2 separate regions of the Homo sapiens genome follow, and region 2 is linked to region 1. Evidence: chromatin loops called from intact Hi-C (ENCODE). Cell type or tissue: ascending aorta. All regions are shown on one strand. Links, peaks and the distances in the headings refer to the core of each region. The heading gives the core; the rest is flanking DNA.

Region 1 (7,765 bases), core at 2,766-7,765:
ACCACACTGCTTCCAAAATCAGCAATCATTATGGAAACAGCAGTATTTATTCATTGATTCATTCAGTAATTCCATGCACAGTGACTAAAGACAGTGAGGGCTTCAATAACAAATAATGAATGACCTCAACTAGTTTAATGAGGGAGAAAAAAAGAATATACCCAAAACTCAAAATCCAACTCTGAAATGCAGAATGGGATGAGTAGGGTAAGAGAGGGAAATAAAATGTCAGAGAAACTCGCAAGAGAGAGAAGCTTCTGGCTGAAGGCATTCTCCTTTACAAAAGTAGAGTTGTCTGGGCAGATTTCAAATAGGGCTCAGAGTTCAAAAGAGAACGAAGAGGCCACAGGCATAAACAACTTTTTCAACAATTTGGAGATGATCAAAAAGAGCATGGTAGAGTAATAGCTGGGAGAGGTAGGAAGGAAAAGAAGAAATTCAGTTATTTCAGGAATACAAGGAAAGGAGCCAGAGGAGCAAGTGCGGTTAAAAGATGAAACAGGCCAGGTGCCGTGGCTCATGCCTGTAATCCTAGCACTTTGGGAGGCCAAGGTGAGCAGATCACCTGGGGTCAAGAGTTCAAGACTAGCCTGGCCAACATGGTCAAACCCTGTCTCTACTAAAAATACCAAAAAAATTAGCCAGGCAGGTGCATGGTGCACGCCTGTAATCCCAGCTACTCAGGAGGCTGAGGTAGGAGAATTGCTAAACCCAGGAGGCAGAGGTTGCAGTGAGCCAAGATGGCACCACTGCACTCCAGGCTGGGTGACACAGCGAGATTACGTCTCAAACAAACAAACAAAAACAGATGAAACAAACACTGGAGGAAGGAATCATTTTCCAGACTTATAGAGCACAGGTGGAGGTGCTCTCAAATCAGTCTGCCTGAGGTCCTATGTGTGCATCAATACTATTTTTTTTTTAGACAGGGTCTTGCTCTGTCACCCAGACTGGAGTACAGTGATGCAATCACAGCTCACTGCAACCTCAACGTCCCAGGCTCAAGCGATCCTCTCAGCTCAGCCTCCCGAGTAGCTGGGACCACAGGTGTGCACCACCACAACCGACTAATTTTTGGAATTTTTTGTAGACATGGGGTCTCCTCATGTTGCCCAGGCTGGTCTTGAACTCTTAGGCTCAAACAAACCTCTTGTCTCAGCCTTCCGAAGTGCTGGGATTATAAGCATGAGGCACCAGACCCAGTGACACCAACAGTTAACAGCTAACACTAGGCAAGCAACTTAACCTATATGGGTGCTATTTTGTCTGTAAAATGGGAAAAATAATAGTACCTACTCAAGGGTTTGGGTATTTTTTTCTTTACCCACCTTAAATAATTTGATGTTTAAGTGAAGTAGAATGTGGAGGTCACCACCCCTAAAATTACCATAGGTGAGTATGCCACTAAGGAAAATAAAAATGTTAACTGCCTGCTATTAAACCAATCTACTAACTAAAGCTTCCTCTCAGGAACCTCAAAAGCAAACAAATGTATATGAGAATACTCCTGGCACATTTTCAGATGAATAAGCTGATATGCGTTAAAGCCAAAATTAATCATTGTGTAACAAGCAGAATGGCAAAATGTAAATTCTTTAGTCTCACTGTGGTCAAAATAGTTTGCTCAGTATAAAATCAGGTCTAGCTGGGTGTGGTGGTTCATGCCAGTAATCCCAGCACTTTGGGAGGCTGAGGAAAAAGGATAGCTTGAGGACAGGAGTTCAAGACCAATCTGGGAAACACAATGAGACCTCACCTCCACAAAAAAAAAATTTTTTTTTAAGATAGAGTCTCACTCTGTCACCCAGGCTGGAGTGCAGTGGCCTGATCTTGGCTCACTGCAATCTCTGCCTCCTGGGTTCAAGCAATTCTCCTGCCTCAGCCTCCTGAGTAGCTGGGATTACAGGTGCATGCTGCCACGCCCGGCTAATTTTTCTGTATTTTAGTAGAGACGGGGTTTCACTGTGTTTCCCAGTCTGGTCTCAAAATCCTGAGCTCAGGCAATCCACCTGCCTCAGACTCCCAAAGTGCTGGGATTACAGGCATGAGCCACCGCACCTGGCCCCAAACAAATTTTTAAATTAGCTGGGCATGATGGTGTGCACCTGTAGTCCCAGCTACTTGGAAGGCTGGGGTGGAAAAATCACTTGAGCCCAGGAGGCTGAGGTTGCAGTAAGCTGTGATCATGCCACTGCACTCCAGCCTGGGCAACAGAGCAGGACCCTGTCTCAAATAAATAAAATGAGACCTGAAATAATAAATACATGAAATATCAGGTCAGGGAGCTATTTCCCTGTAGTCCATCTCATTATCAAAGTTAAATTCCTGCTCCAGTTGACCAGAGCATGTGGACACAAAAGAGCAGCTTAGGTGGACTTGAGATACTACGTGTAAACGATTGCCATAAGATAGAGATCTCATTAAGACTCATTCTAAACACAGATGGCAGCTGTCTCTCTCTGGCTGGCTTGCTTGCTTTCTCCTCTAGTCCTGTTTGTCAAATTGGTTCCTTTAGGACTCCCAGTAAATGTTCTAATCTGTTTTAGTAACTTCCATGGCAACTTCTTCAGGTCAATTTCCCACACATATGCTGAACTTTCAGTCAAATATTCCAATTCTAAACATCTGTAGAGTGTCCTTATTTCATATTGAACATTGTATTTTTTGAAAAGGTACACTGATTTTAGAAGAGTAAATGGCTCTATATTCCTTGGTAGCTCATGTAATTAAATAGAAAAGAAACTGTAGCTGCAAGTGCTGTCAAATATGCATAACTGTCCAAGAAAACCCTGTCATGGCCTTTTGTTAAAATGAACAGGCACTTATATCATTCGTTTGGTTCATCAAAAATGCTTATCACAGGCCAGGCGCAGTGGCTCATGCCTGTAATCCCAGCATTTTGGGAGGTCAAGGCGGGAGGATCACCTACCAGCCTGGCCAACATGGCGAAATCCTGTCTCTACTAAAAATACAAAAGTTAGTCAGATATTGTGGTGCACAGCTATAATCCTAGCTACTAAGGAGGCTGAGGCAGGAGAATCACTTGAACCCAGGAGGCGGAGGTTGGAGTGAGCCACGATCACGCCACTGCACTCCAGCCTCGGCAACAGAGTAAGACTCCATCTCAAAAAAAAAAAAAAAAAAACAGACAGAAAAATAAAAGAAATGATTATCACGGTCTTGTCCAAATGAGGGCCACAAAAGCCATCACCTGTGTCTTTGGAATGGAGCTCATTTCAAATGAGCATATGATTATGCCAACAAAAGAATGGTGAGAAAGGAACTCTTGTACACCCATAAAGGAAAACATGCCCCAAGTGTTCTGGAAAATAATTCAACCATATATCTGAAACTCTTACCAAGAAAAGTTTTCTAACCTTTGACTCAATCATTTCACTGCTGGGAATCTATCTTTAAAAAATCATCAAAGGGCCAGGTGCGGTGGCTCATGCCTATAATCCCAACACTTTGGGAGGCTGAGGCGGGAGGATCGCCTGAAGTCAGGAGTTCAAGACCAGCCTGGCCAACATGGTAAAACCCTGTCTCTACTAAAAATACAAAAATTAGCCAGGTGTGGTGGTGTGCACCTGTAGTCCCAGCTACTCGGGAGGTTGAAATGGGAGAATTGGTTGAACCCAGGAGACAGAGGTTGCAGTGAGCCAAGATTACACCACTGCACTACAGCCTGAGTGACAGAGTGAGACTCCATCTCAAAAATAAATAAATAAATAAGTAAATAAAATGGCTCAAGGTTGAAGTGAGTGCTCTTTTGCCCGCCTTCTGCCTTCTGCCAGGGGAGGACACAGCATTAGTCCCTTCTGGTGGATGCAGCCGACATCAATCATGCTGCTGCCTTGGTCTTAGACTTCCCAGCCTCCAGAATTGCAAGAAATAAATTTCTGTTGTTTACAAATTATCCAGTCTGTAGTATTTTCTTACAGTAGCACAAAGGGACTAAGACTAAGACATGGCTTTATGAGTATATGATTATGCCAGCAAAAGAACGGTGAGAAAAGATTTCTTATACACCAATAGAGGAAAACATGCCCCAAGCATTCTGGAAAACAGTTTGGCCATATATCTGAAACTCTTACCCAGAAAGTTTTCTAGACTTTGAATTATTTCACTGCTGGGAATCTAATCTATCTTTCAAAAATCATCAAAGACGTAGGTTAATATTTATGTACAAGATGTTCACTGTAGAAAAAAAAAACAGAAATAACCTGTTTCCAGTAAATACATTGGGGTTTATTTATGACAGGTTATCCAGCTGCTGAAAGACAATGTATTTGTGGCATACTGCTAATGACAGATGAAACGTTTCTGATATAGGCAGGAAAAAATAGTAGGATTTTAAATACTGTATCCAGTCTTACCTAAATGCAATATGTAAAAAAATATGATACATATACACCAGAAACACATATGCTGGCAAATACGGTAGTTAAGAGCATGGGCTTTGGAAATAAACCGACCTGGTTCAAATTCCAGCTGTGCCGCTTTCCAGCTGTGTAACCTTGAGCAAGTTAGTTAACCTCTCTGTGCCTCAGAATGCTCACCTGGAAAATGGGGATAATAGTACCTACCTTACAGAGTTGAATGGACAGTAAATGAGACAATTCATGCAAATGCCTTGGCGCACAATGCCCAGCACATTGCAAGCACTCAATAACTACACGCCATTATTAGCATCATCAACACAGAGAACAAATGGGGAAGAAATGCACCAATATGCTAACAGGTATTATTTCTGGGTGGTAGAATTCCAGGACAGTTTAGCTTTCTCCTTTATAGTCTTCTCATTTTTCCAAATAATCTACAGTAAGTATTATGGAATCAGAAAGGGAAATCCATTATACAAAAAGAAAATCTGTTTAATTATTAGTATTTGCTACGTGCAACAGTGAATGCATACACGAAGGGAACACCGTGTGAGTCACAAAGTGAGCAATGCCTTTCACCCCATGTCTACTGGGAGCCTCAGTTCTCAGCAGCTGCCACCCTCCTGCAGAGGTCTCATTACTCACAGGCGCAGTTCCTTGGAAGCCATCCTCACCAGTGTTGGTCACCGGAAACTCGCCCTGCCAAATGTTGGCATAATGCTGGCCTTTGGGCTGCAGTTTGTTGCCCCAGGGGAAAAGTCTGTCAGAAGAGACACAGGCATCAGCCTGTCAAACAGGCACAGGTTTTGGATGAAAGTCAAGAGAAGGGATGCAATGAAAAAGAGAACATTGCTTGCTTGTTCTGAGTGAGCCAGTTAAAATATATATATAAATAAATAAAGCTTTTAATCAGGATTTATTTTCAATTTCCTTATAACTTCTCATGTCACGTCCACAACAGCCTCAGTCTTGCCCAGGTACTCAGGAGGCCTGAAATAAATCACAAAACTAAAAGAAGGACTTATAGAAAGCTGGGAGAGTAGACCTCATTTTGGACTTATATGGTAGTGTGATCAGGCACCACCACACCACACTTTTTTATAAAGCCTGGGCTATTTTAAGGAGCCTTTCCTAGAAGATGTGAACCCAACATGAGTTTTCTGTCTCATGGCTCTAGAAGCAGAGACATACCGCTGCTTCAGGAGATGCCTAAAATAAGAAAATGCTAAAAGCAGGGCAGTCTGCCAAGAAGTTCTAAGCAGTGATATGTAACTCAAGGGGGTTGAATTGCTAAGACTTGCTTTGGGGCTGGAGGGAGCCCACTTGGCCAGACACTTGGTTTAGGGGTGATAAAAGATTTGTGACCCATTCTCCAGTGTCTTCTAAGTAATTTCGTGGAAAAATAAGAAAAAGAATTATTGTCGTTATTAACTTTCTAACCAAAGTAAGTTCCATGGAGTTTTTTGTTGTTGTTTGTTTGTTCAAATGACCAACATATTGTCAGGCAAAATGAGATCCTCTAAATACCTATTATGCAGGCCTCCTCGACAGCTGTATTCCCACTCAGCTTCCGTGGGCAGCCGCTTCCCTGCCCAAGTGCAGTAGGCAACCGCATCATTCCAGGACACATGGAGAACTGGATGATCCGGCCTGGGGAAGAGCAAAAGTAGAATGAAAAGTGACACCAATCAGAACAAGAAGCAGGAGCTGGCTTCAGCAAAGCGCCCATAATCCCCCTCAGTTCAATCTGTGACACTGAGGTCATCCTGGTCCTTAAGTCAAACCCCAGCCATGCTACATCTGTCATGCTCCACCAACGGTTTCTGACAACCCAGGCTCCCAAATGGGTTACAGTTCCACTGGGAACTAGACTCAAAACATTTCTTCACTTTGTAGGCTCGGATTCCCACAGAATGTCATTGGTATGGCAGATGCGGAGATACTCCAGCTGCTAGGAGGGCCAGCAGGAGCTTTCAGCTCCTTTGGGGTTCAGCAGAGCTGACAGCCATCTCAGAGAAACCAGTGACTAACCAACCACAGCAGGGGCATACAGAGCCAGCCATTTCAGCCTACAGTGGCTCAACCTATGGGCCATATACACCCTAGAGGCCCCTGTGTTGGGTGGAGCTTGGTTGGACCTGCATTGTGGCTTTGACTTCTCCCTCTGCCCAGTCCTGCTCTGGCCCCTGCTTTCTACAGGTGTGGGGCCCTAACATTCTGCATCCTAAACTCTGTTTCAGCCTCTGTTTCCAGAGAACCCAACCTGTGACCCTTGGCTTTCAATTCTGTGTCTTTCTACTTTTCCTCTACAAGAGGCCGGTCTTTTTTTCCTGAGGGTATAAAGGGTGTGGAAGTTTGGGGAAAAAAAACTGAGAAAAAGGGGATAGACTCATTCACCCAGCACTAGATGGCTTTGGCTGAATTCCCTGCTCACTTTTTTAAAAGTGGGCTACAAATTCCTAGTCCATTCCTTATACACCTTTGAATTCCCCACAGTAATTACACCAGGCCTTTCATTTATTCTTTCAACAAACATCTACTGAGTACCTATCATGTGCCAGTCACTGTTTCCAGCACAGACAACAGAGGTACTCTTCTCAGAAGATCCATCGGTGTTGACTGCATGGATAACATACATTCCCCTTTTGGGTTTTCCTTCCTCCCTTAGCATTTTCCTCTGTTACTAAATTCAGGAAAGCAGATATTAACTGGGAGCTAAGAAGCCAAGTCCACCTGAGAAACCCAGGAATCCTATGACTTTCCACCTCGAAGCCTAATTGCAGCACAGCGGCTTCCAATTGAGGCTTTGAAAGATGTTTGACATTTGTCAAGGGGCTATATCCCTAAAGCTGAACTTCCTATACTCGCAGCTCCCCGACAATAAGGGCAATAACCAGGAATGTTGTTAAAAATAGAGACTTAAAAACTGCATCTGAAAAATTAGGTTAGGAGAGCAGGTTTCTTGGGCTGCTGAGATGCTGAGTCCTAACCCAAACCTTGCTCAATCTCCAGGGTTTAAAGTGTTACTCTATTTTTGCTTGAGATAATTATTTCCTTGCCACCCTGGAGACTTGCTGACCGACTTGGCTCTCTGTGGTTTTCCAGTTAGATGGTGGCTTCAAAGAATTCCAATCTGGAACTCAAGATCATGTGAATCCTATACCCAAGGCCTGGGCTTCCACAGTGGCAACCTGGGAGGACACAATTACTTATCCATAAGACAGACGTCTTCTTCCTCATAGACCCGCTAATAATGGAAACAGAATGTAAAGATTAAACATGTCATGAGGTTTGGAATAGGCCTCTCAAAAGGAGCAGGGAAACTGGGAAGAGGCAACTCTTTGACAAGCCAAATGAGGAGAGAAAGAGGCCACTAATTAAGA
Region 2 (15,950 bases), core at 3,877-8,876, 58 kb after region 1:
GTCTGGCTAAAGATGAAGCATGATTGGCCATGAGTTGATAACTGTCATAGCTGGTTGATGGGCATCTGGGTGTTTATTGCACTATTCTAATGTAGCATCTGTTTGAATTTTTTTAGCATAAAGAAAAGACCAGCCAGGCACCGTGTCTCAAGCCTGTAATCCCAGCACTTTAGGAGGCCGAGGCAGGAGAATCGCTAGAGGCCAGGAGCTTGAGACCAGCCTGGGCAACACAGCAAGACCTTGTCTCTACAAAAAATTAAGAAAATTAACTGGCCATGGTGACGCACACCGGTGGTCCTGGCTACTTCGGAGGCTGAGGCAGGAGGATCACTTGAGCCTGGTAGGCAGAGGCTGCAGTGAGCCATGATTGTGCCACTGCACTCCAGCCTGGGTGACAAAGTGAGACCATCTCTCAAAAAAAAAAAAAAGGCCTTTTCTCCTTGTTGACTATTTTACAGTTTGCCAAGGCCTTTCACACATTTTCTCATTTGAGATTACAACCACTTGGCAAGAAATGTATTATTACTATACTCATTTCAAAATTGATGAAGCTAAAAGGTCAATGCCTTAACCAAGGTTGTATGTATTTACTGTGCATAATATATAGTCAAGGTCTAGGTCAACGGTAATCTTTGTTCGCCTCCTTCAAATATCAGTCTCAGCACATGCTGTGTCAGCTGCGCTTCAGAGACCTGAACTTCTTTGATTCCTGGTCCAGCTATACCATTAGGCTATAACCTCCATGAAGGTAAGGCAGGAGCCTATTCGTTTGCCACTGTATCAGCAAAATCAGGCCAAGCCTGCACATGATCACTCAGTGAACATTTATTAAATTATGGATAAGTGAATGAACAAATGAAGTAACGATTATCTCTTTCTCTTAAGGGGAATCAAATTGTGGAGAAAATAATATAGGTCTTAGACTCACAAAGAGCTGTGGTTAAAGCTGGCCACTTTACATGAAGTATGACCTAGGCAAATTATTTCAGCTTTCTGAGCCTCTATTTCTTCGTGTGTGAAATGGGAATAATAATTCCTTTTTCTTATAGATTTTATGGGGATTAAATAACACAAAGTATATAAAAGGTGTAGCCTGGTACCTGACATTTAACATATCTCAAAAATAACTTTGCTATTACTAATCATTATGAAAGATGGAACTTTGTTGGTTCTCCAGGACGATCATTCTTTTGTCTCAGGCTAACTTTTTAGTCAATAATCAATGAGTATGAGATCGATGAGAGATTTCTCATCAATATTTTCCACTCTAATATTTTGCTCCTGTCAGTGAGGAGGCTTGTTCTAAAAATTAAGAGGTAAAAAGTCCAACTCAGCCATCAGCTCGTACGAATTAGTGTAATTATATAAAATATCTCTCACCCTCCGTCTCACGTGTGAGCTCCTTCTGCATTTTGTAGCCTTTCTTGCTCCTTCTATCTCATGAAGCTGGGAGGATGAAAGACCCCAGTCCTGAAAGCAGCTTGTCTGCTCACTGAACATCAAAGAGTTCAGCATGGCTACAGTGGAGTGAGCAAGGGGGAGAGAAGAAAGGAAAGGAGATGAGAAAGGTAACATTGGGCCAAGTCATGGATGAAAGGAGAACAGAAAGGTAACATTGGGCCAAGTCATGGATGTTCTGGTAAGCTTTTACTGTGAAAGTTGGTGCCACTGCAGTTTTGAGAAGACATCTGACACTCTTCCTGCTGAGCAGCATCAATTTTCCCTCCAGGTTAGAGGCTTCTCTTGCTTTCTGGTTCCTGAACACAGGGAATGCAAAGTGCCCTGATGGTAGCCATGGCTTGTAGTTCAATGGGACCCTGGTTGTGTCCACAGAAAGACAGCATCCCTTTGTGGATCAGGACCTGCAGCTCTGCAGAGCTCAGAGTTGCAGGGATGGGAGAACAAAATCCCAGTAAGTCAGTAGGAGTAATAGTAAGTGGGGCTACTTCTACTTCCACCTCTTGGTGGAACCTATATATTCTTCCTACGTGGGAACAAGTCTGACATCTCTAATTGAGGGCGTATACTGCATCCTTATAGATGGCCCCATCTTTGCAGGAAATTGCATCCAAGCTGGCGTTTCAGCTGTGCTTTCAGTAAGCCATTTTCACCCTTTATGAGGCCAGCTGCTTTGGGTTCGTATTGTAAGGGATAAAACCACTGGATTCTGTGATCATGGCCTACCCCTGCACCTCCTTCACTGTGAAGTGGGTCCCCGGTCAGATGTCATGTGGTGTAGGAATATATGCCTATGCATAAGGCATTCTGAAAGCCCTCAGACAGTGATGCTGCCTGAGGCTCTTGGAGTAGGAAAGGCACAAGTCAAAATGTTATCTACTTCACACGTGCAGGACACTTGGCTCCACTTTTTGGGTTTGATGAATAATGTTGATATGAACATCCATGTACAAGTTTTTGTTTGCACATGTTTTCATTTGTCTTCATATATACTAGAAGTGGGATTGCTGGGTCATATGGAAATTCTAACCTTTTGGGTTTGGGTTTAAAAAAAAAAAAAAAACAGGATCTTGCCCTGCTACCCAGGCTGGATTGCTGGAGTGCAGTGGCATGATCACAGCTCACTGCAGCCTCAACCTCCTGGGCTTGAGAAATCCTCCTACCTCAGCCTGCAGGATCACAAGCTGCTACCACGTCCAGGTCATTTTATTATTTTTTTGTAAAGATGAAGTCTCACTATGTTGCCCAGGCTGGTCCCGAACTCCTGGCCTCAAGTGATCCTCCTGACTTGGCCTCCCAAAGTGCTGGGATTATAGGTGTGAGCCACCACTCCTGGTCTTGTTTAACCTTCTGAGGAATTGCCAGACTTTTCCAAAGTGGCTGTACCATTTTACATTCCCACTAACAATGTATGAGCCGTCCAATTTCTCCATGACGTAGTTCATTCTTCCACCTCCTTCAGAGTAAAATCTCTTTGTCCTTTATCAGGCCCAGCCTACCCTCAGCCAGGTTATACTGAAACTTGACCCTGGCTATAACCTGGCAGCCACAAGAGGATGTAGAGGCACTTTCTTGGGGGTGGGAGGCTGTTGTTTTTAAGCAGGAAAAAAAAAAAGTTCTGGTATATGCAGTATTTTCCACATGTGGAAACTACTGGTTCTCAGTAGGGAGGCTACCTCTGCGAGCTCCCTCTGGGGTCCCAAAGGAGTCTGCAGAGCCACATTTCACAGGGCCATCCACCTAGATGTCCCTGCCTCACTTTTCAGGTTCCAGGCCCCATGTTTTTCCAACCAGATTCCTGAATTTAGCATAGGAGATCTACTTTGGCTGAGCATCCAAACATCTGTGGTGGAACTCTGGGTTCTGCCGCTCAGCTGGGTCTGCTCTTGCACGGCAGGAGAAGACTTCTTTGCAAACTACCAAAGAGACCCTCTGGCTCTCACACTTGGTTCTCAGCTGTTTATTAACTGCTCTCAGTTTCTCATTATCCCTTGTAGAGAGGGTCAGTGCAGCTTGGTAATAACCAGCCAATTCCATTATCCTTGCATTCATTGTTCCTCTACACTTTTCAAACTCCTGAGTCAGCATGCTGGCACAGGCGTTCCTTTTCACCTGGACATTTTCCCAGGTCACTGCCAGTAACATTTTTAGCAGCTGGGCCTTGTGCCCAAAAATAATCAAACCCCACTCAAGATGGGATCCTTATCACCAGGCAGGCAGTGAGTGACCCAGTCCCCAAACTCCACTTTACCACCTGCTTTCTCAGACTACTCACACTACCAATTGTGTCAGTGTGGTTCCTCTTAAAAAGAGATGCCAAGATGTCATTAAAAATGCAAGAGAAAGCCAGGCATGGTGGTGCACCTGTAGTTGCAGTTGAGCCCAGGAGTTCAAAGCCAACCTGGGTAACCGCGAGATCTCACCTCTAAAAAGAAAAAGAAAAGAAAAAAAAACATTAAAAAGGAAAAAAAGGAAAAAAAAAGAGAGAAAAAAGGAGAAAAAGAGAAAAAAGGAAAAGAAAAAAAAAGAATAAAAAAAAAGAAAAAGAAATGCAAGAAATCCTATGGGGTTGGGGGGAGGGTCACACCTGTGAAACCCCAAGGAGAGAGGGAATAGGAAGGAATCAGAAGGGAAAGCCTCCAAACTGAATACAAGTCCTACCTGTGGAAGGAGGGAGGCAGGAAGGAACATGGAGGAGGAAAAGCCTCTGAGTCTGGTACTGCACTGAGAAAGTCTAGTCCAGGTCAACCAGAAGTCCAGAGCAAAGGCTTCTTATTAGAGGAGTTATGCATTGAGCCAAAATGGTGAACCCTATTCTTCCCACCAGGTTCAATCATTTGTTGGAGCTGCCCAGGAAGAGCGTGGCCTCAGTTGGAACACTGGCCAATCCTACAAGAGCTCTGCTGTGGGCTCTCCATTGACTGTACACCTTGAGGCAGGTTCTGTCTTGAAGAGCAATCTCAGCACATACTCCCGGGCTGCCACACTGTGGCCAAGAAGGTCCTCCATGATCTAGCCCCTGCCTTCCTTTCTGATCTCTTCTTCCATCAAATTGTCCTTTGCTCACCATGCTCTGGCCATGGTATCCTTCTTACTGCTCCTGGAACACATCAAGCACAGCCCTACCTCAGGGTCTTTGTACTTGCTGTTCCTTCTACCTGCAATATCCTACTTTTTTCAAAGCTGGCTCTTTCTTGTCATGCAGGTCTCAGTACAAACCTTATCTCCTCAGAGGAACCTTCCCTGATTCTCAAATGCAAAATAACCCTTTCCCATTCTGCTCTTTTACCTCACCTCCTTTATTGTCTTTATAGCTCTTGTCACTATCTGAAATGATTTCTTTTGTTCCTCTGTCTCCCCATGGGGGCAGCTATAGCATCTTCAGGATTCAATGCTGTAACCTCAATGGCTAGAACAACACTTGGTATGTATAAGTGCTAAGTAAATATTTACTGAATGAATGAATATATCATCCAATGAATAAAAACCTTCATGGTCTTGGTCCAAGTAGAAACTTGCTGCCTGACAGTGTTATACTCACATAGACATTTGAAATGTGGCTTTCCATTTTTACATCCAGGAGGGTTATACTCACATAGACATTTGAAATGTGGCTTTCCATTTTTACATCCAGGAGGGCCTGCAAGATGGATATAATAGTACCCAAGGATTGTATGAAGATTCTCATTAATTCATTAGACAAGTGTTTATTGAGTGTCAACTAGTAGCCAAGCACTATTCCAGGCACTGAGAATACATCAGTGAAAAAAAAACAGAAAAGAATTCTTGCCCTTGTGAAAATGACATTAAATAACTTAAACCATGTGACATACAACATTGCTTGGTGCATAAGAATAGCTCAAGAGTTTTTAGTTATGATTATTTCTATTGTCAACCCATTTAATATCTAAACTGAGCATTTCAAAGTATTTTAAAAAAAAAAAAAAAGGACACCTTCCTCTATACTTAGAGAGTAAAAGAGAGAAGTCCAAATAATTAGAGGTAGAAAAAAATTTTTCATATGGTTCTTTCTTTGGACTGTCTTTGGAGCCCTTTATTGGTGAAATTATCTGATTGGAAAGCCTATTAATTTAGGCTTTTTAGTTTTACTAGTTTGCACTGTAGTTTGTGCTGTGGAGAAAGTTATGTACAGAGAATGTTTCGTTTTGGTTTGTTCATTTCCTCTTTTCTTTTTCTTTTTTTCTTTTTTTTTTTTTTTTGAGACGGAGTCTCGCTCTGTCGCCCAGGCTGGAGTGCAGTGGCGTGATCTCTGCTCACTGCAAGCTCCGCCTCCCGGGTTCACGCCATTCTCCTGCCTCAGCCTCCCGAGTAGCTGGGACTACAGGCGCCCGCCACCACGCCCGGCTAATTTTTGTATTTTTAGTAGAGATGGGGTTTCACCGTGTTAGCCAGGATGGTCTCGATTTCCTGACCTCGTGGTCCACCTGCCTCGGCCTCCCAGAGCGCTGGGATTACAGGCGTGAGCCACCGCGCCCCGCCCCCTTTTCTTTTTCAAATGCTTCTGGTCTTACTTTCCCCACTCCTTGAAAGCACTGGGGTGGGGGTGGAGGGCATGGGGAAAGACTTCCTTAAAGAAAATGCAAAGAAAAGATACATTTTAAGAATACACAGGACAGAAGCTGCAGACAACAGAAAGATTAGTTTCAGAAGGCACTGGCACATTGTGAAAAACAGAACCAGGAGTTGGCTTAGAGGCTGCAGCAGCTCTGGGACCTCAGCAGCGGACTTTCTTGAACTTCACTCTGCTGCTCTCCTGGTTCACTCCCCAGCTCTCCAAGGTCTGCTTTTCCCTGCACACTTATTTTTTCTCTTCCAGTTGGCTTGCCTTCCTCCCCCCTCCTCGTTGTCTTTTTGTCATTGTTGTTTTTGGCTTCACAGCTTCTGCTTAGTCACAGTTCCCGTTCCCAGCATGTTCCTGACCCTTCATGGCCTCAATGCTACTGCACAGCCTCATTCAGCATCACTGTTTCCCCATTCACCTGCCACAAAGGGGAAGCCTGGTTTGCCCAGCTCCTCTTTCTCTCACCACAAGACACCATAGACCAATAGGAAGCCTATGCTTTAGCTGCATTTGAGTCACGTAGCTATTTCTGGTCCAATCAGTTGCAATTGGGTCAGGCAAACCTGTAGCTTGCATCAGACTCACTTAGGGGCCTTCTTAAAGCAATGATTGCTGGGGATGCCACCATATTCAGTACGTCTTGGGTGGGACCCAAAAATTCACATTTCTGACAAGCTCCAAGATGATGCTAATCCATACATTTTGCAAACTACTGCGTTCACAAAATAAGCCACTAGTTCTACCCCTTACTACCTGTGCTGGGTGGGGCACTTTTCTCTTAGCAATGCTAGCAGCATTACAGGCATTGTGATGGACAACTCCAGTACAGCCTGTAATTATTCTCCTCCAAACTTACCGTTTGTCTTCCTGATGTTCCTGGGCAGTGGTGTTTGGAGAGAAGGGTGAGAAGTAGCCAGAACGGCACCAAAAGAAATTTAGAGCAAGTGAAAGATGCTTTATGTGCCTTTGGAAAGAGAGAGGAAGAAATAATAGAAGAAATCACAGTCATGAGTCTCTTTTAGAGCCTAGATATCACAATGTTTGAAGTCAGATAAAATGAGGGAGAAAAATGGTTCCCAACTTTTTCACAAATGAGAGCTCAATTGTAGAGAGGAGATATATATGTCTTTGTATATATATATATTTCAGATGTTCATTCAATAGCAGTTTTACGTTTAGGGTTCTTTTTTTTAGAAAATGGAATGTCAAGATGCTGCTGTGAGGCAGTCCATTAGCAAAGGAAACTGCATATTAAATCACATCAGAAGCACCTGTATATATTTGAAGGTACAAATATACATCACCTTTTCAGACCTCAGCTAGTGCTTAACATAGGAGTGAACTCTCAATCCTTGTAATTACTCTGTGGTTTCCCAGGGATGTGTGACTAAGGGGATCCCCTAAGGTGGCTTAGGGGTTCAGTGAGGAAGTAACTTCTTTCCAGGAAGACTTACTTCTACTTAGAGCAGTCTTGACTAGTGTAATACAAAGAGTCCTAGAGTTAGAGTCAAAGACTGGACTTTGGGTCCTGGAATTTATTTAGGGGACTTTAGGTTTAGTCACAAAGCTTCTGTAAGCCTGAGTTTCTTCTTCTTGCCTACTTCATAACAGTGCTCCATTGAAATCAAGTAGGCAGTTATAAGAAGGAAAATAAACACTAGATGAGATTATTATGGTATTACTTTGCTTATAAGACAAATTTCCATCCTAGTTTATGGTTCTGAAATCTAGACGTATTTTTTGAGCTATGGATGCCTATAATGTGGTAGTACTTCCTCTTCCCTAAAAAAAAAAATGTTTTTAAAGCAGAGGTTTATATTTTAGCAAATGGTCTTGGAACAAAGGAAAAATGGCTTTATATATTCCTCTAATTGATAAATAATATATGAATTCATTATCTCTTTTTTTCCTGTCTCACCTGTAAATATGCCACCTTACATGGTAAAAAGGACTTTGCAGATATGATTCAGTTAAGGTCCTTGAGATGGGGAGATAACCTGGATTATCCTGAAGGTCTCAACGTCATCACAAGAGTCCTTATAAGCAGGAGAACCCCTCCTGGCTGTGGTCAGCAAGATGCAACAATGTGGTCAGAAAGCATGGAACAATGGTCAGAAACATGCAACATTGTTGGTTTTGCACATGGAGGAAGGAAGCCAAGGGCCAAGGAATGTGGGTGGCTGTCACAAGCTGGGCAAGGCAAAGGAACATTTTCCTCTAGAGCCCCCAGAAAGGAACACAACCCTGATAACACTTTGATTTTGGCCTAATGAGCCTCAGATTGGACTTCTGACCTATGAAACTGTAAGATAATACATTTGTATTGTTTAAGCAACTAAGTTTGTGATCATTTGTAATGGCAGCAAGGGGAAACTAATCCAAATATTTCAGTTCCACCATCATCACTAGGTGCAGGCTGGAATTCAGAGGCAAAAGGGTCAATAGATGTGTGCCCTCCATCCTCTTGGCATCCTTTGGGGAGTCAGGTAATGTGCTTTGGCTATGACACAGCTGGACCACAGTGGGACTGTGACCAGAGGAGGGACTCTGCCCCTCAACCTCTCACCATGCTCCCTTTTTGCCAGGAAAGTGGGAGAGTGGTCTTGCATGGGGTAGAGGTGGTGATAACCATTTGGGGCTCAGGCACAGATAGTCTGAGTTCAGATGTCAGCGTTAATGGGAATTTTGAGAAATGCTAACTGTCCTGACTTGGAGATACCAGGGGAGTCTCTGAAACACCATGGGGTTCTCAGCCCTCCCACTGAGAGATAGGAAACCTCGGGTCCCAGCAAGTTCCTGGCCAAAAACACAAAGTTTTTGGAGTCATTTCCCAGACAATCTTTATAGTTCTCTGGTTACATGTGTGGTCTTTGTGCATGTAAAGCATAGCAAGGTGCAATTAATTCTCTAACTTCAGCATCCATCAATCACCTGGAGGGCTGGTTGGAACATAGATTGCTGGTCCCCACCCTGGGAATTTCTAATTCAGTAGATTTGAGGTGCAGGTTGAGAATTTGTTTTTTGTTTGTTTGTTTTTTTTTAAAGACAGAGTCTCACTTTGTCACAGAGGCTAAAGTACAGTGGCACAGTCATAGCTCACTGTGCAGCCTTATGCACAACTAATTTTTAAAAATTTTTTTACAGAGATGGAGAGTCTCATTCTGTTGCCTGGGCTGGTCTTGAACTCCTGGCCTCAAGCAGTCCTCCTGCCTTGACCTCCCAAAGAGCTGGGATTACAGGTGATGAGCCACTGCCCAGTCCAAGAATTTGCATTTCTTTCAGTTTCCCAGGTAGTGCTGATTTGCTGCTGGTCTGAGGACTACCATTTGAGCACCATGGAAATAGTGGATAAGAGTTTAGGATTCAGGCCATCCTTGCTGCTTCCAGGTTGAATGATCTTGGGCGGCTTACTTAAATTTTGGAATTCTTAATTTTCTTCATCTATCAAATAGAGTAAATAAAACCCGCCTCCTAGGATTGTGATGAGGATTAAATATGATGATCTATGTGAAGGACTTAGCACATAGTAAGACCTTAATAGTTTCTATTATAATGTGTTACCATTATTATAATTAATGACAAGTTCTTAAGTAGCGTACAAGGCACCCAGAGGCACACCCATGGATAAGCCAACAGGGATGATAAATGTCCGCTCACAAACCGCTCACCTCACAACAGTGAGAGCTTTCTCCAAGTCTCCTGCCCATGGAATGTCATTTAACTTTGTAACTCAAAGGACTCCCAGAGGAAAGAGTCTGAATATAATGCTTTACCCACAAAACAGAATGAAGAGGAAGCAGAAAATTTTCAAATATTTTGTGAAAATTTGTCGAACAATAGAAAGAGGAAACTCATTTGGGTGTGATGCAATGGCTACAGAAATGAATAGACGTAAACTGGGCCAGGAGCAAACTAATTTGGAAATAATTTCGGAGAAGAAAAAGGAACTATGCCATGCTCTTTCCTCTGGGAAATCTGACAAGAAAGTAAGAACTGGGTTTTTTTCTCCTCCTTGTTCTGGGATAATTGGTATTATCATTATGTGAAAAAAGAAAAAGCCACCTGAAGGACCCCATTTTCCTTCCACTATGAGGAGTTCATTCTCTGGATCACAGCAGCAGCAGAACAGGGTAGGTCACTGGGAAACTAGGACAGGCTTGTGATCTCCCCCATGGAAAAGTGTCTCTTTCCTGGTGACAATTGGGCATATCAATGGACAATAACCCAGTGGAATAAAACTCTACTGTAATAAACAGTGAATTTATTATAACATAACATATAATACACTAAGTAGCATTAGGACTTTAATCATGCCTTTTGTTTAAAAAAATTTTTTTAAATAAAGAACTAGGCTGGGTGCAGTGGCTCCCGCCTATAATCTCAGCACTTTGGGAGACCAAGGCAGGTGGATCACCTGAGGTCAGGAGTTTGAGACCAGCCTGGCCAACATGGTAAAAGCCCGTCTCTACTAAAAATACAAAATTTACAAAATACAAAAATTAGCCAGGTGTGGTGGCACGCGTCTGTAGTCCCAGCTACTCTGGAGGCTGAGGCATGAGAATCCTTGAACCCTGGAGGTGGAGGTTGCACTGAGCCAAGATTGCGCCACTGCACTCCGGCCTGGATGTGTCTCAAAAAATGAATGAAAGAATGAATGAATGAATAAATAAATAAATAACTGGTAAAGCGAATAGATAGAAAAGTTTGCTAAATTTATTTAGTAGTTTAAATCCCAGTAATCTGAGAGTCAACAGACTGAACTCAAGCCTGGGGTCAGGAAGCTCAGCCTCTCATCCCAGCATAGTCTGTCTTTGGTTGTGTGATCTGGAAGGCTCTTCAGGTGTCAGTTCCTTATCAGTGCAAGAAGGGATTGAGTAGATCACTAACATTTCTACAATTTTCATTATCAAGCATCCTTTTATAAATGTCACTTTTCAATCAAAAGACTTCGCATTGCGAATAACTTTGTATAACCAGCTATTTAATTAAGTATCTTTGCTTGCAAGGAGTAAAGACACATTAATAAAAATAGACTGTAGTATTAATTAATAATAGTTCTCATTTATTGGTACTTACTATGTGCTGAGCACTTAGATTTCATGTGGTTCTTTCAACAATCCTATGAAGGAAGTTCTATCATGATGCCAGTTGGACAGATTAGGGGAGCGAGGCTCAGAGAGTTTAAATGACTTGCCCAAGTCAGAAGGCTAGTAGGTGGTGTGGTAAACTGAGGTTTGAATGTGGGTCTTGAACCTCTGCAGTCTGGTGGTGGCACCTCACACAATGGTGGTGGCATATTGCGATCCTCCAAATGCCTCGGGGTTGGATCTGTAAATTACCAGGAATTCAGACAATTTTCGGGACTGTACACCGGGACATCACTCACAGAATTTCTCCTTCTCCATGGCGTCTGTGTTCTCCTCTCACTACCTACCTATCTTTCTCCGTTGCTTCATGGTTACTTCTGCTCCTTCACCACGACAATTTGCTTGTTGCTCATCCAACCCCTATGACCGAAAATTCAGGCCTCACAGTCATTTGCCCTAGTCTCTGTTTCACCACTTAAATCTAAAGAGCAGGAATTTCATTGACCCAGGGCATATTTTACATAAGGCAATGCTGCAGGTTGTCAAGCATGGGGCCTGAGATGCACCCTAAATGGTACAAAATAAAGCAGAGTGGTCTGTGAATGGACCAATGTCCTTTAACAATTAATTAATAATAGCCTGGAGTCCAGGAGTTCTAGACCAGCCTGACCAATATAGTGAGACCTCATCTATACAAAAAAAAAATCTGTAAATTAGCTGAGCATGGTGGCATGCGCCTGTAGTCCCAGCTACTCAGAAGGCTGAGGCAAGAAGATCACTTGAGCCCAGGAGGCAGAGGCTGCAGTGAGCCAAGATTGTGCCAGTGTACTCCAGCCTGGGCAATACAGCCAGACTCTGTCAATAATAATAATAATAATAATAATAATAATAATAGCTACTACTTATTTTTGCTTTTTAAGTTAGAGGCTTTTTACCAGGATTTTCTCTTTATAGCAACAATCCAGTGAGGTAGAAACTATATTGGTCCCTTCTCACATAAGCAATTTACCTAAACTAGTAAATGGCAAATCCCAGGATTCAGATCCAACTTTTTTGTTTTTTGGTAACAGCTTCGTTGATAAATAATTGGGCTGAGGGTGGTGGCTTATGCCTGTGATTACAGCACTTTGGGAGGCTGTGGCAGGAGAATGGCTTGATTCCAGAAGTTCCAGATAAGCCTGGGCTTCAATTAAAAAATCAGCCAGGTGTGGTGGTGAACACCTGTAGTCCCAGCTACTGAGTTGGGGGCTGAGGCTGGATGATCACATGAGCCAGGAGGTCGAGGCAACAGTGAATTGTGATCATGCCACTGTACTCCAGCCTGGGAGACTGAGTGAGACCCTGTCTGAAAAAAGAAAAATTAATATGCTATGCAATTCACCCATATAAAGTATACAATTCAATGCTTTTTTTGAATACAGTGTTTACAATCATCATCACAATCCATTTCAGAACAATTTCATCACCTCAACAAGGAATCCCATCCCCTTTAGCAATTTTCCTCATTTCTTCCCAGTACCCTCTCCACCAACCAGCCCTAGGCAACCACTAATCTGCTTTCTGTCTCTATGGATTTGTCTATTCTGGACATTTCATATAAATGGAATCATAGAATAAATGACCTTTTGTGACTGGCTTCTTTCACTTAGCATAATATATTTTCTTTTTTTTTTTTTTTTTGAGACGAAGTCTCACTCTTGTCCCCCAGGGGCACAACCTCGGCTCACTGCAACCTCCGCCTCCCGGGTTCAAGCGATTCTCCTGCCTCAGCCTCCCGAGTAGCTGGGATTACGGGCGCCTGCCACCATGCCCAGCTAATTTTTGTATTTTTAGTAGAGACGGGGTTTCACCATGTTGGCCAGGCTGGTCTCGAACTCCTGACCTCAGGTGTTCCACCGGCCTCAGCCTCCCAAAGTGCTGGGGTTACGGGATTACAGGAGTGAGCCACCGTGCCCGGCCCCCACTTAGCATAATATTTTCAAAGTTCATCCATGTTATATAGCATATATCTGTAGTTCAGTTTTTATAGTTAGATAATATACCATTGAACGGATACTCCATGTTTTGTTTATTTATCAGTTGATGGACATTTCTGTCCACTTTTTACCTATTATGAATAAGGCTGCTATGAATATTTGTGTACAAGCTTTTGTGTGGATGTACGTTTTCATTTCTCTTGGGTAGACAGATACCTAGGAGAGGGAAAATCTAGGCACTTTGAGTCTACTGTACTTATGGGCATGGTAAACTTCTTGAAGTCTGGCCTGTCTAGGATATAGATAACTTACTAGTTAGTATTGGCTATGTCTTTTTTTTTTTTTTTTTTTTTGAGACAGGGTCTCGCTCTGTCACCCAGACTAGAGTGCAGTTGTGCAATCATGGCTCACCGCTGCCTTGACCTTCCAGGCTCAAGCCATCCTCCCACCTCAGCCTCCCCAGTAGCTGGGACTATAGGCATGTGCCACTGTGTCTGGCTAAGTTTTGCATTTTTTGTAGAGATGGTATTTCACCACGTTGTCCAGGCTGGTCTTAAACTCCTAGGCTCAAGCAGTCTGCCTCAGACTCCCAAAGTGCTGGGATTACAGGCATGAGCCACTGCACCCAGCTGGCTATATCTTAACTTAATTAAAATTTCTAAGTGAATGAATTTTGCTTAATATATATAATTGAATATTAAATAACCAGGGTCACCTAGTTTGTTTATAATATTTTAAGGATCTTCATTATCACTTTAGAGACCCAGAAATATATTGACTGCACATGTCCATACAATAAATACATATGTAAAGTATCCACTATGTGCCAGGCATTGCGATAAGAACCCAAGAACCAACAGAATAAAAAGGCATAGTGTTGAAAATTATCCTGAAATCCACATGTGCATTCTAAATTCTATCCAAATCTCTTTATTATTGTGTGCTTTATGTATGCCAATATTTGCTAAATATACTTCTCTAGAAGAGTATATCATCCTACAAGCAAAAAGTCTTCTACACTTCCTGAACAGGCTTCTTCCTTATGGAGTAATGATAGAGGTCCATGATTTCTTTCATCCAAAATAGACCTTTAAGACAAACTCAACTGTTTCCTTATTTCACCAAGAATTTTTCTGTTTCTATTGCTTTTTTTTTTTTTTTTTTTTTTTTTGAGACAGGGTTGTGCTCTGTCTCCCAGGCTGGAGTGCAGTGGTGCCATCTCGGCTCACTGCAACCTCCGCCTCCCCGGTTCAAGCAATTCTCCTGCCTCAGCCTCCTGAGTAGCTGGGATTACAGCCACCCACCACCATGACTGGCTAATTTTTTGTATTTTCAGTAGAGACAAGGTTTCACCATGTTGGCCAGTCTGGTCTCGAACTCCTGGCCTCAAGTGATCCACTCGCCTCAGCCTCCCAAACTGCTGGGATTACAGGCTTGAGCCACATCACCCAGCCTCTATTGCATTTTAAATGAGATAGTAACACAAAATGTGACTCATAATTTAATACCACAATTAATCAATTTACTTACTCATTAAGAGTTATTCCATGAAACACATGAAAACTGTTTTTCCTTTTACTTTACCTTGTGGTATGGATTAATATGTTACCAAGTGCCACTCTTTTGCTTCAAAACATCATTCTAAAATAGGTTAACATTATAAGAAGTCTTTTTTTCCCTTTTCTTTTTAACGTTGGTGCCTCTTCCCTTGTGATATGCTCTGAAAATAATTTAAGTGGAAGAGAAATAAAGGCCAATTTAATCTGAGAACCTAGTTTCTAATACTGATTTGGGGTCAGAATGTACACATTCTTCCTTTAAAAAAAAAAGTGAAGACAACAAACATAATACAAAGATTTTCTATTTTTTTAGGTTGGTGCAAAAGTAATTGTGTTTTTGCCATTGAAAGTAATGGTGAAATCTGCAATTATTTTTGTACCAATCTAATAATAGCAACTTCTCACCCTACTTCTCTAACCAAGTGAAGATTTCCAAAACCAGATGGACTTAAACTTTTTTTTTTTTTTTTTTTTTTTTTTGAGATGGACTCTCACTCTGTCGCCCAGGCTAGAGTACAGTGGCGCTATCTCGGCTCACTACAACCTCTGCTTCCCAGGCTCAAGTGATTCTCCTGCCTCAGCCTCCCGAATGGCTGGGATTACAGGCGCCTGACACCATGCCCGGGTAGTTTTTGTATTTTCAGTGGAGATGGGGTTTCATCATGTTGGCCAGGCTAGTCTCAAACTCCTGACCTCAAGTAGTCGACCTACCTTGGCTTCCCAAAGTGCTGGGATTACAGGCAGGAGCCACTGTACCAGGCCCATTTTGCTTTTTCTGAAGGCCAAATGAGTGTTCAATAATACAGAAGTTAAAAATGATTAACAAATCCCACCCCCCCTTGTTTTTTTGGAACAAAATCTTGTTCTTCTGACCAGACTAGTGCAGTGGCATAATCATGGCTCACTGCAGCCTCAACCTCCCGAGTAGATGGTTCTACAGGTTTGTGCCACCACACTGGGCTAATGTTTTTATTTTTTATTTTGTAGAGAGAGAGTCTCACTATGTTGCCTAGGTTGGTCTTGAATTCCTGGGCTCAAGCTCATCTTGGTCTCCCAAAGTGCCGGGACAGTATCCTTTTTTGGAAAGACCAAATCTATTTACATATTACCACATGGAAATTTTTTCATTACGCCTTATAACAATGTTTCCTCATTCAGGCTCAAAAGAGTATATTCAGAAATTTAGAAAGAAAAGCCTTGATTTGCCTATGAGTGAGATTCTTTTGGAAACAACAATCTTTTTCTTTTAAATATCTTTATTTATTTATTTATTTATAGAGATGAAATC

Evidence for each region. Hi-C counts contacts between places; a loop is a spot of excess contacts. Peaks named below come from ENCODE experiments on the same cell type or tissue, not always from the same donor. Only the 100,000 strongest peaks of a DNase experiment are listed, where the experiment ranks them.
Region 2: a loop joins it to region 1, with 4 times the contacts of the local background. A loop is called at or near these places in 9 of 110 quality-filtered maps.

Annotation. Positions count from the first base shown.
Region 1 is chr3:4,412,101-4,419,865 of GRCh38, forward strand. It overlaps SUMF1 (sulfatase modifying factor 1), which reads right to left. Exons shown (of 9, transcript NM_182760.4): 5 at 5,910-6,032; 6 at 5,028-5,142. It also overlaps the pseudogene MRPS10P2. Among named protein-coding and RNA genes, the nearest start is that of SUMF1, 51 kb to the right of the region's middle. In ascending aorta, for the core only: a CTCF peak has its summit at 4,969; DNase peaks (open chromatin) are centred at 4,631, 5,051 and 5,641; H3K27ac peaks cover 3,709 bases.
Region 2 is chr3:4,468,548-4,484,497 of GRCh38, forward strand. LOC124909340 (a long non-coding RNA gene) reads left to right here. Exons shown (of 2, transcript XR_007095789.1): 2 at 117-852. Among named protein-coding and RNA genes, the nearest start is that of SUMF1, 9.3 kb to the left of the region's middle. RefSeq lists a silencer at 6,550-6,599. In ascending aorta, for the core only: no CTCF peak of the experiment used is centred there; a DNase peak (open chromatin) is centred at 6,414; H3K4me3 peaks cover 455 bases; H3K27ac peaks cover 2,052 bases.